Linked DNA regions of Homo sapiens: region 1 is linked to region 2. The links are chromatin contacts, found by Hi-C in ENCODE. All regions are on one chromosome and are shown on one strand. The core of a region is the stretch at or near the end of the contact, and the rest is flanking DNA. Distances in the headings are between cores, read along the strand shown. Region 1 overlaps EPB41L3 (erythrocyte membrane protein band 4.1 like 3). Region 2 holds the start of TMEM200C (transmembrane protein 200C).

Region 1 (4,209 bases), core at 1,324-3,823, 440 kb after region 2:
TCGAAATGGGGTCTTACTTTGTTGCCCAGGCTGTACTCCAATTCCTGGGACCAGGCAATCCTCTTTCCTCAGCCGCTTGAGTCGTTGGGACTAAAGGCATGCTCTACCATGCCTGAACTCAGAGCTGTATTTTAAAATATCAGAACTAGAGATGATGGGCATCTTCTCCTGAGAGGTGAGGGCTTGACTAGAACATATTCACAAAGAGAATATCACCCTCCTGCAAGGATGTGGTTCATGGAAGTGCCTGAGGTTAAAATATACCTCAAAAATTTGGATCTAGGCCATTTTAGAGACAAAGGCATACTCAAGATCCCAAAACTGTACTTTATAGAGCATGACTTCAATAATTTTAACCCATGAAAATTTTAAAGCACTCATAGGACATTTAAGCTTGAGCAATGTAATTTTTTCTCTAGTCTTCAAGATAACCTCAAAGCAAAATACGTGCCCAGTTATGTCAATTAGTTCATTTCGTTTATAGGATTATTAACTGTTAGTCCGCTAAATATGGTGACTGCTACAAAAATATCAATTTCAGTTTTAGAACAGTCTTTTTAGGTACAAGACCAATTACATATTTAATAGTTAATGCTTCCAAACTGTTATTCATGTGTTTTTTTCTATAGTTAGATAGGGCGAGAGAATATTTTTCCTAGTTATCCAGGAGTTTGAATTTAAGAAGGGAATCCAAGACACATCCCCATACCATGCCCAGAACTGCTGTCTGCATTCATCAGATGATCACACCCACTAATCAGATGGTGTCCAGATCCAGGTGTGTTGATAACTGGGCGATTCGAGTGGCCTAATACAGTTTAGCCAAGACCTCTCCTTAGAAACCATGATCCATCATGTATTTTTCTATATTGTGAAGGATAAAATGTGTATCAAATCAAAGTAATAGAGTAAAACCACAGTTTAAGACCACTTACTCCTTGGGGAAAATTTGAGAAGTTTATCGGGAAGTTAACCTTTATATGATGTTTGAGGTGGAACATTAAAAAACAGGTTTTTCATTTGTGGGAATAAAGTATTCTCTTTTTACAAGAATGGGGGTAAAAATTCAACACTGTAGTTCTAGCCAGAGAAGATTATACCTGCATGGTAGAGAAATATAAACAAATTGGTCATGAACAAATTTCAAAGATTAGAGCAGTTGTTCAAGAGTCTTAAAGCAGGAAATGAACCCCAGATGCATTTATTTAGCTTGATTTTCTTTGATATTTTTAAAAAAATGTTTCTGCTCGATGCCCGGCACTGTAAGAATACAGTGGTGAGTGGATATAGCTTACAGGTAGGCTACCCCGACCACAACTCAAATTCTAATACAAACAAAAATAAAAGTGCCCCCCTGACAGTGGCAACGCAGGAGCTATGAAAACAGCTTCCCTGAGATGTAACCTAGTCCTGCAGTTCAGGGGTGGAATCCTGAGGAAGGGGTGCTTGAGTGGTGGAGAGAAGGACGAACGGGTAGAAGGCTTCGGGGCGTGGAGGTGTGTGTACAGTCTCCTCTTTGCAGGAGAGAGCCTCACAGGGAGCGAGGTGAGGTAGCAGGGAAGTCACAGAGGCAGGCAAGCCTGGGAGGCCCCTGCAGGGTCTTTCCACAGTTAGGCTTTTGCTGTCTGTGTACCAGAAGCATCTCTCACTACTGAATCTGATAGCTAAACCGTGATGTTGTCATATAGCTTTCTTCTCCCTGAGATCTGTGTGTGTGTGTTTTTTTCTTTTTCAATGGTAAAAACAGAAGTTAAAATAAGTGATACAGTCTCAGGGATGACCTCCCTAAATTTTCACTTCACTGCCTACTGTGCCATCCGAGATCACTTGTTCCACCAGATGAAAGCAAGGAGAGCTGGTTTATAGGATCAGCAAGACTTCCAAAAAAGCAGGGGAGCAGAGCTTCCCGAGCCCCTCAGTCCTGAACCTTACTCAAGTTCAGCCCCGAGGGCAGATAAGCTCCAGGAAAGACAATTGCTTTATCACAAGCAGAGAAAAAACAGTGCAGTCTAAACATGTATGGAATCTTTTACTTTTGCTTGAATAGAATGTTTGCGATTTTCCTACAGATAAAAGAACGGTAGAGTTGTTGCTTACAGGAAAAGGCTGTACCTATCTTGAAGCCATGTTGAGAGTGCGGTTTGCCTTATGGTTTCAGTTTTTATGTGATTGTTATTTACTACCATTTGCAAATGCTACTCATATGTTTTACAGATTGTAACCACAGAACTTAAAGGAATAGTCATCTGAGATTCGGGAAGGAGCAGTGACTACCATTCCCTGCAGGTTGCTGAGCCACGGGATCGCTGCAGTGAGCGCGCCTCCCTGCTGCTCCAGCTTCTCACTGGGCTGAGCCCAGAAGACAGGGCCTGCCGTGTCTGGTTCTCGAATTAGACCAGGCCTCCCATCTTCTTAGCAGGGTTCAGCAGCTTCCTCCTTACCCCTGTCACAGGAGTGGGAACGGCTGGGCAAAGAGGATTAGCACTGGCTTTCTGGGATTGTGGGTTCACGCAGTATTAAGCCAGGATGCCCTGATAGAGGAATGTTAGAAAACAATACTGACCTTTGATGTGTAGACCCAACTATACCCCTCAGTGGCTCAAACAGGGTATTACATGTATCAGAAACAAAAACCAAAAAGTATACAGAATCAAAATATTTAATGATTGAGAAGGTTTTTTCTTCCCCTATCTACTGGACTTTAAATACTCATCTAAAATATGATATGCGCAAGTGCAGACAAGACTGAATGAAGCATCATTTACAGTGTGAGCATGTCCTGTTTTTTTAACCACTTATTTACATTTCATTACAGGTCTTACATAGATTATAAGATCATTTTAATTTAAACACATATTTAACTGGTGAAATGATATATCATTACATCTTTAAATATGCTGGTGGTTTATGTAATACCTTGATATTCTTTCTCTTTCTATTTATTCTCAGCCTTGCCCTACTAATATAGGCTTAAACAGTTGATGGACAGGAAAGGACACAGATTCACTTAGTACATAGTTTTTTAAAGCAATGACAATATTATTCTCATGTTTTTTGATTATCAGTGTCTTACAGAATTGAAAAGTGACAGTGCTACAAATTCATACTCATTAAATTCATATTATTGAAAGTGGTGTTTTTATTGTCTATATTTGAGTTGCATATAGCTCTTCATTTGACCAAATGAATTATAAATCACAATTCAAGTTTTGTTTGTTTAGGGGTTTTTTTGAGAATTCTTACAAAAGAAGTTAAGTACTTCCTCTCACAGGAAAATTCTCAAAGTTTCACGTCATTCAGAATTAGCTAATATGATTATTTTACGTGATTCAGGTTTAAGTACGTGTCTGTTTCAAACATTCCTCCTTCTTAGACTTCCTTTTCTGCGTTCATTTTGCATGCGTTGGCTTAGTGACCTGAATCCACAGCAGGAAATGTTGTCTGACAGTTTGCTGCCAACATCTCGTATGTGTGATGTGAAACTCTTTGCAAAAAATCAAGCCCAATGTTTCTGCTAGCCAAGAAGAAGCGTGCTTCACTGGAAAGCCATCATCTACCACAGTGCACATCTCTGAGTGCAAAAGTCTGGTTTCAAGTAGAGACGGAAATTACAACAAATGAAGGCAGGAACCAATTAAAAAAAAAAAAGCACCTTTAAAGAAAGGTAGATGGGCTTAATATGTAGGGAGGTACTTTTGTCATGTATGTACTTGAAGTGTTTGCGCACTGAATCTAAGTCAAAACATAGGTCAACTCTACTGCATGTGAACAGCCCAATCTAGTTTGGACATTGCTATATGGCTTACAATGCATAATACCAAAATGTGCCAGTATACCCAATATGTATTTAAAACTGTTCTGGGAGTGTGTGTTTGAAAAGAAAAATTGAATGTAGACTCAGTTTACTAATATCAATACTATTTTTGAATAATTTCCCAGTTTTACCTATGTAAAGAGAAGGGATTTTTTTTTTTCGTAAGAGTAATGGTATGATTTGTTTTCTATGATTTCATTGTAGAATAAATAGGATTTTAATAGTACATCAGTCTCTATTCCAAATTCAGCATTAGAAACCTTAAATTTATCAGGCTCCTTATGAAAAAGGCCTAATAATAATCACCCGCATTTATTGTTGATGCTTCCCATGAGTTAGGCAATGTGCTTTCCAGTGTTTTATCTTAATACAACAATCCTTTGCATAAGTACCAG
Region 2 (4,377 bases), core at 876-3,375:
AGAAAACTACTGAACGTGATAACATTCAGGTTAAACAGTTCAAAGTTCCAAAAAGCGCAGTTTGGAAGGAAGCCTTTGAGTAATAAGCCATAAATTTTGTTGCAATCATCAACATAAGACAAAACTAGCTATGTCCCAAGGCCCTTTGTCTAGAAAAGAATTCTTTTCTTCTCCAAATCCCTCAAATGAGTTTTAAATGTGCAAATGATGGCTATAATTTACACAGAAACTTGAAACTATTAGCAGTTTAATCCACCTAAAATCCTAATGAAGTTCTGCAGTATTATTCCTGTTTGTACAGCCCAGCAAACAGAGCACAGGAACTGCCGCCCATAGACTCTGGCAGCTAGCTGTGCAATGAAATGAGACTGTAGGCCCAATCTTTGTAAAAAATACCAGATTATTATTGGGATTCAGGAGATCTGGAAGTTCAGAGCCAAAAAGGCTTTAGAAAACGACAACTAGATCTTATTATTTTTCCTTTGCAGTGATTTCTCTAAAAGGAAACAACCCAATGTGGGATTTAAAACTTTCCCTTCATTATGGTTTGTTTTCTAATAGCCTGAATCTGAGCATGAATAGGTAGGGGGAAGGCGGTGGGTTCCGGACACCCTGATCATCATTCAGATTCGTTATTTGCTTGAAAAGGGTGACAGAGGCCACCTTTCCAACAGGTGAATGCAGGGTTGCCTTTTAGAAAACACTTCTGCTTCGTTCCCTCCTGTCCCCCACCGTCTCTATCCCCATCTCTTAGATCACTGTTCACATTTATATCATTGAACTTGTAAATTGGTTGTCTTTATTGTTCTTTTTGAAAAGTGTCTGCTCTAGATTTAAGCACAAGTGAATGCTGTGTATGTGGGGAACAATCTTGTAACAGGAGCTGCGGGCAGCAGAGCCCTCCTGTGTGGGTTTTGTGGACCCCTAAGCAGCAAAACTCAGAATATATAACACCCACCACCACCAAAATATTTATCTGGATCCAAAATTTCAGACAGCACTTGCTTCATCTGCTCTTCTGTTCCTTTCTTCCTGAATCCTGGCTGCCTCATTTCAATAGATAAATGAAATCTTTCTCACTTTCTCAATACTCTTTGGGGAAATTCCACTTTGAAATTCTCTTTTCCCTGTCATTTTTACTTTACAGTTGAGAAGACAGGGATGAACTAGGAAACAGGATCTCGATCTCTTTCTCTCTCTCTCTCGCCTTCTCTCTTTTTTAAATGACGTAGGGAGTTTGGACATCCTCCCTACCCCCACCTCCCCTCTCTGATTCCAACCCTGATTCCTGATTCCTGGAGAATTATAGTTTTCCTTTTAATGCTTGCTGATTACCGCACCGGGGAGGAGCAGGAGGGGCTGCCCAAGGAAGAGCCCCGGAGCCCATTCTGATCTCCGAGGAGCCCCAGCTGCCGGGTCCCGGTCAGGCTGGTCACAAAGCCCGGCGGGGCTGGAGCGCGAGCGCATCTGGCAGAGGCTTCCAAGCGTCCCGCGGTGCGCCCGTCCCGGCGGGGGCGGCTCCACTCCGCCCGGGCCCGAGTTCGCTGGGGGACAACTTACTGTGCTTGCCGAGCGTCCACACTGCAAACTCCCAAGCGGGAGGGGGAAGAGAGCCCAGGCTGCGCCGTGCCGAGGAGTAGAGGCAACAAAAGACCGAGGCACGAGGGGAGGGAGGCAGGCACGGAGGGACCGCGGACTCTGGCCCCTAGCTCCCCGAGAGCGCCCCTCGGATGCTGCTGGGGAGACCCTCCGGGCCTCTCTTTGGGGCCTCTGGGGCCCGCGGCTCAGACAGGTAGTTGGAGGAAAGAAGAACAAAGCTGCCCGCGGAGGCAGGCGGCGGTCTCGGGGCGCCCCGGGGCGGGGAGAGCCGAGGCCGAGGAGGCACCCCGCGCCCCCTGCCCCGCGGCCCGAGCGCCCCGTGCCGGCTGCCTCCGCCGCCTCCCCTCACGCCTCCTCCTCCCCGAGGAATCGGCGCTTCCGAAGGGACGGGCGGCGGGCGGCGGAGGACGCGGGGGAGCGGGGAAGGCCGGCGGCGTGGGGGGGGGCGCCGGAGGAGGGGGTGGGGCGGGGGGCGGGGGCGGGGGCGCCCCCCGACTCCGCCGAGCCGGGCGGGCCCCGACCGCCACCCTGCCGCAATTTCCCTGTGTCATGGCTCCGGTCTCTTAGCAACAGCCGCCAGTCCGGCCGCCCCGAGCCGCCGCCGCGGGCTCAACTCCACCCGGCGGAGCCCGGCGCGCCGCAGCCACACAAAAGAGGCGCGAGGGCCGGCGGCGCGGCCGCAGGGGCCCGCCCGGGAGCGCCGCGCTAGGGGACGCCGGGAGCTGGAGGATGAGCGGCGGAGAGGAGGGCTCCGAGGCGGGATGCGGGATGCGGGATGCGGAGGACCTGACACTTCTTGGAAACTCTTGGAAATGGCTCCCGCCACAGCGCCGGCGGGGACTGCGAGCCTGGGGCGGGCGCTCGCCCCCGCGGGGCTGCTGAGTCGCGCTCGGATGCGGGGCCCCGGGGCGCTGTCCCTGCGCTCCGCCGTCGGCTCGGGCTGAAAAAGTTTCTCCATGGTTCCTTTGTGTCGCCCGAGCGCCCGTTCGCCGGCCCCGACCTCCCTCGGTCTCCCTGGGTAAGTGAGCGATCTTGCGTGCGGAGAGTGCTGCCATTTTGAGCAATTCTGCCAGTCCCCAGCCCTTGGGGGCCCCTCCCCGCCCCTCGGGTCCCCGAGTCCCCGCGCCCCGGGCTGGTGTTCGGTGAGAGGCTTTTTCCCGGGCTGGCTACACGGGATGCGCTGCCCAGAAAAAGCTAGTTCAGGATTGCCCTCACTTGGCTCCTGCCTGTCTTCTTTCCAGAGGCGGACTCCCAGCTGCTGCACTCATGTGACTCCAGCTAACATCAATAAGCAGACCAAAGCCAGGGGCCAGGGGGTCGCCGCCCTGCCAGTGAGGGGCCGGGGTCGAGGACCTGGGTTGGGTACCGGGCACAGCACAGCGCTCCCAGCCTGTGGGATCCGAGCCTCCGAGCCTCAGAGTGGGGCTTAATCCATCTTGAGCGGAGAACTTGAATGTCTCTCTTGGAAGCAGTTGTATTTTTAGACATCCCTCCTTTGCTTCCCCCATCCTCCATTCTTTAACCACGGTAAGACCAGCTCCAGGCAGTAAATTGCGAGGGCAGCCAAGCTTGACTGCTAAGTTTGTTTTCTTTCATTAGGTATAAAGGAAAACCTCAAAGGTGGGTCTCCCGTGGCATCTGACCTTTGTCTGTATTTCGTGTCAGATGATGATACATTAAAAGGGAGTACAGCCTTCAACAGAGCTGAAGGAATAATAAACGAGGGAGTTAATTACTAGCTATTAAACTCATTTTAAAGATGTGCGGTAAAGGACTGTTGAAATCCATTCCAACCTTCCTTACATTCTACCGGAGCCAAAGCTGCCTTGCTGAGGAGAAATCCAAGTGGGTTTCCTCCTCCCCCAAGGCATCCAGCCTCCCGGCGCACCTGATCAATGCCCAACAAAACATGTAGCCTTTCTGCGGTGGGAGAGCCACCCTGCCAACTGAGTCTGAGTTCGCTTCTAAAAAATGTCTGGTCCTTAAAGCCTTCTTAAGATAACCACGGATCTCCAGATTATTTAAGATGCTGGACTCCAAGGATCACTTAAAACAACAGTCTCTATGTTACAACCACATAATAAATGTGCTTACTTATTTGGGATTAGAGATAGACAGTAAGCTCTTTTTTTTGTTTGTTTCAATCTGTACTTACTGGTGCAGCTTAAAGGTTTATAGATGTATTCTCTATACTGACCCCTCTCTTATCTACCTGGTGCTTCTCTTTACTGAAACCCAGCTAAGTCCCAAAGAGATATTGATTTGCAAATATTGCAAAGAGCTGATTACCATTTACATTCCCACTGATGGAGAAAAGATCCTGCCTATATTGATATAATGGAGGAACTCAAGGGCCAAAGCCTTTCACCCAATCACCAATTAAAAGCAAAATTCTACCTACCACACATTTTCAAGGGGGAATTTATTCTAAAACATGAATTATCTGATAAAGGATAGAAGAGCAAAAGGCTTGGGCGTGATATCTAAGTCTTTCAGTTCATACAATGTCCTTGATTTTAGCATCTCATAGGAGGGAAAACAACTAATGGGACAGAAAATGTTCTACTCTGGAGATACAGCAAGACTGTAATTTTTAGAGGCTGCCGAATAACTACAAATATGCATTTGTGAATTTTCCTACCCAGGCTTTTACAAACAACTAAATAAACTTCCTAAGAGTAGTCCATTGATTGTTGCCACCCTCCCTTCCTAAAAATGACCTCATGAGAAAGGGATAAGGGGGAAAAACAAAACAAAACAAAACAGTTTTGGCTTGGG

Evidence for each region. Hi-C counts contacts between places; a loop is a spot of excess contacts on that map. Pooled maps may share reads with other maps.
Region 1: a pooled map shows a loop between it and region 2 (2.0-fold over the local background). The contact joins the enhancer-like site here to the promoter of TMEM200C in region 2. A Hi-C loop is called at or near these places in 3 of 168 maps with a recorded cell type or tissue (CD4-positive, alpha-beta T cell, CD4-positive, alpha-beta memory T cell and naive thymus-derived CD4-positive, alpha-beta T cell) and 7 of 50 pooled maps.

Annotation. Positions count from the first base shown.
Region 1 is chr18:5,455,060-5,459,268 of GRCh38, reverse strand. All of the region lies in intron 3 of EPB41L3 (erythrocyte membrane protein band 4.1 like 3), which reads left to right. Among named protein-coding and RNA genes, the nearest start is that of EPB41L3, 87 kb to the left of the region's middle. RefSeq lists an enhancer at 2,362-2,862. Within about 2 kb of position 2,573, at least 11 of the 41 ENCODE cell types and tissues checked have a DNase peak (open chromatin) inside an H3K27ac peak, as active enhancers do; they include CD4-positive, alpha-beta T cell, where a contact is called at or near this core.
Region 2 is chr18:5,893,270-5,897,646 of GRCh38, reverse strand. TMEM200C (transmembrane protein 200C) reads left to right here and starts at 2,125. Exons shown (of 2, transcript NM_001395400.1): 1 at 2,125-2,617. All of the region lies in intron 9 of MIR3976HG (MIR3976 host gene), which reads right to left. It overlaps LOC121725015 (a long non-coding RNA gene), which reads right to left and starts at 1,920. Exons shown (of 3, transcript NR_172505.1): 1 at 1,561-1,920.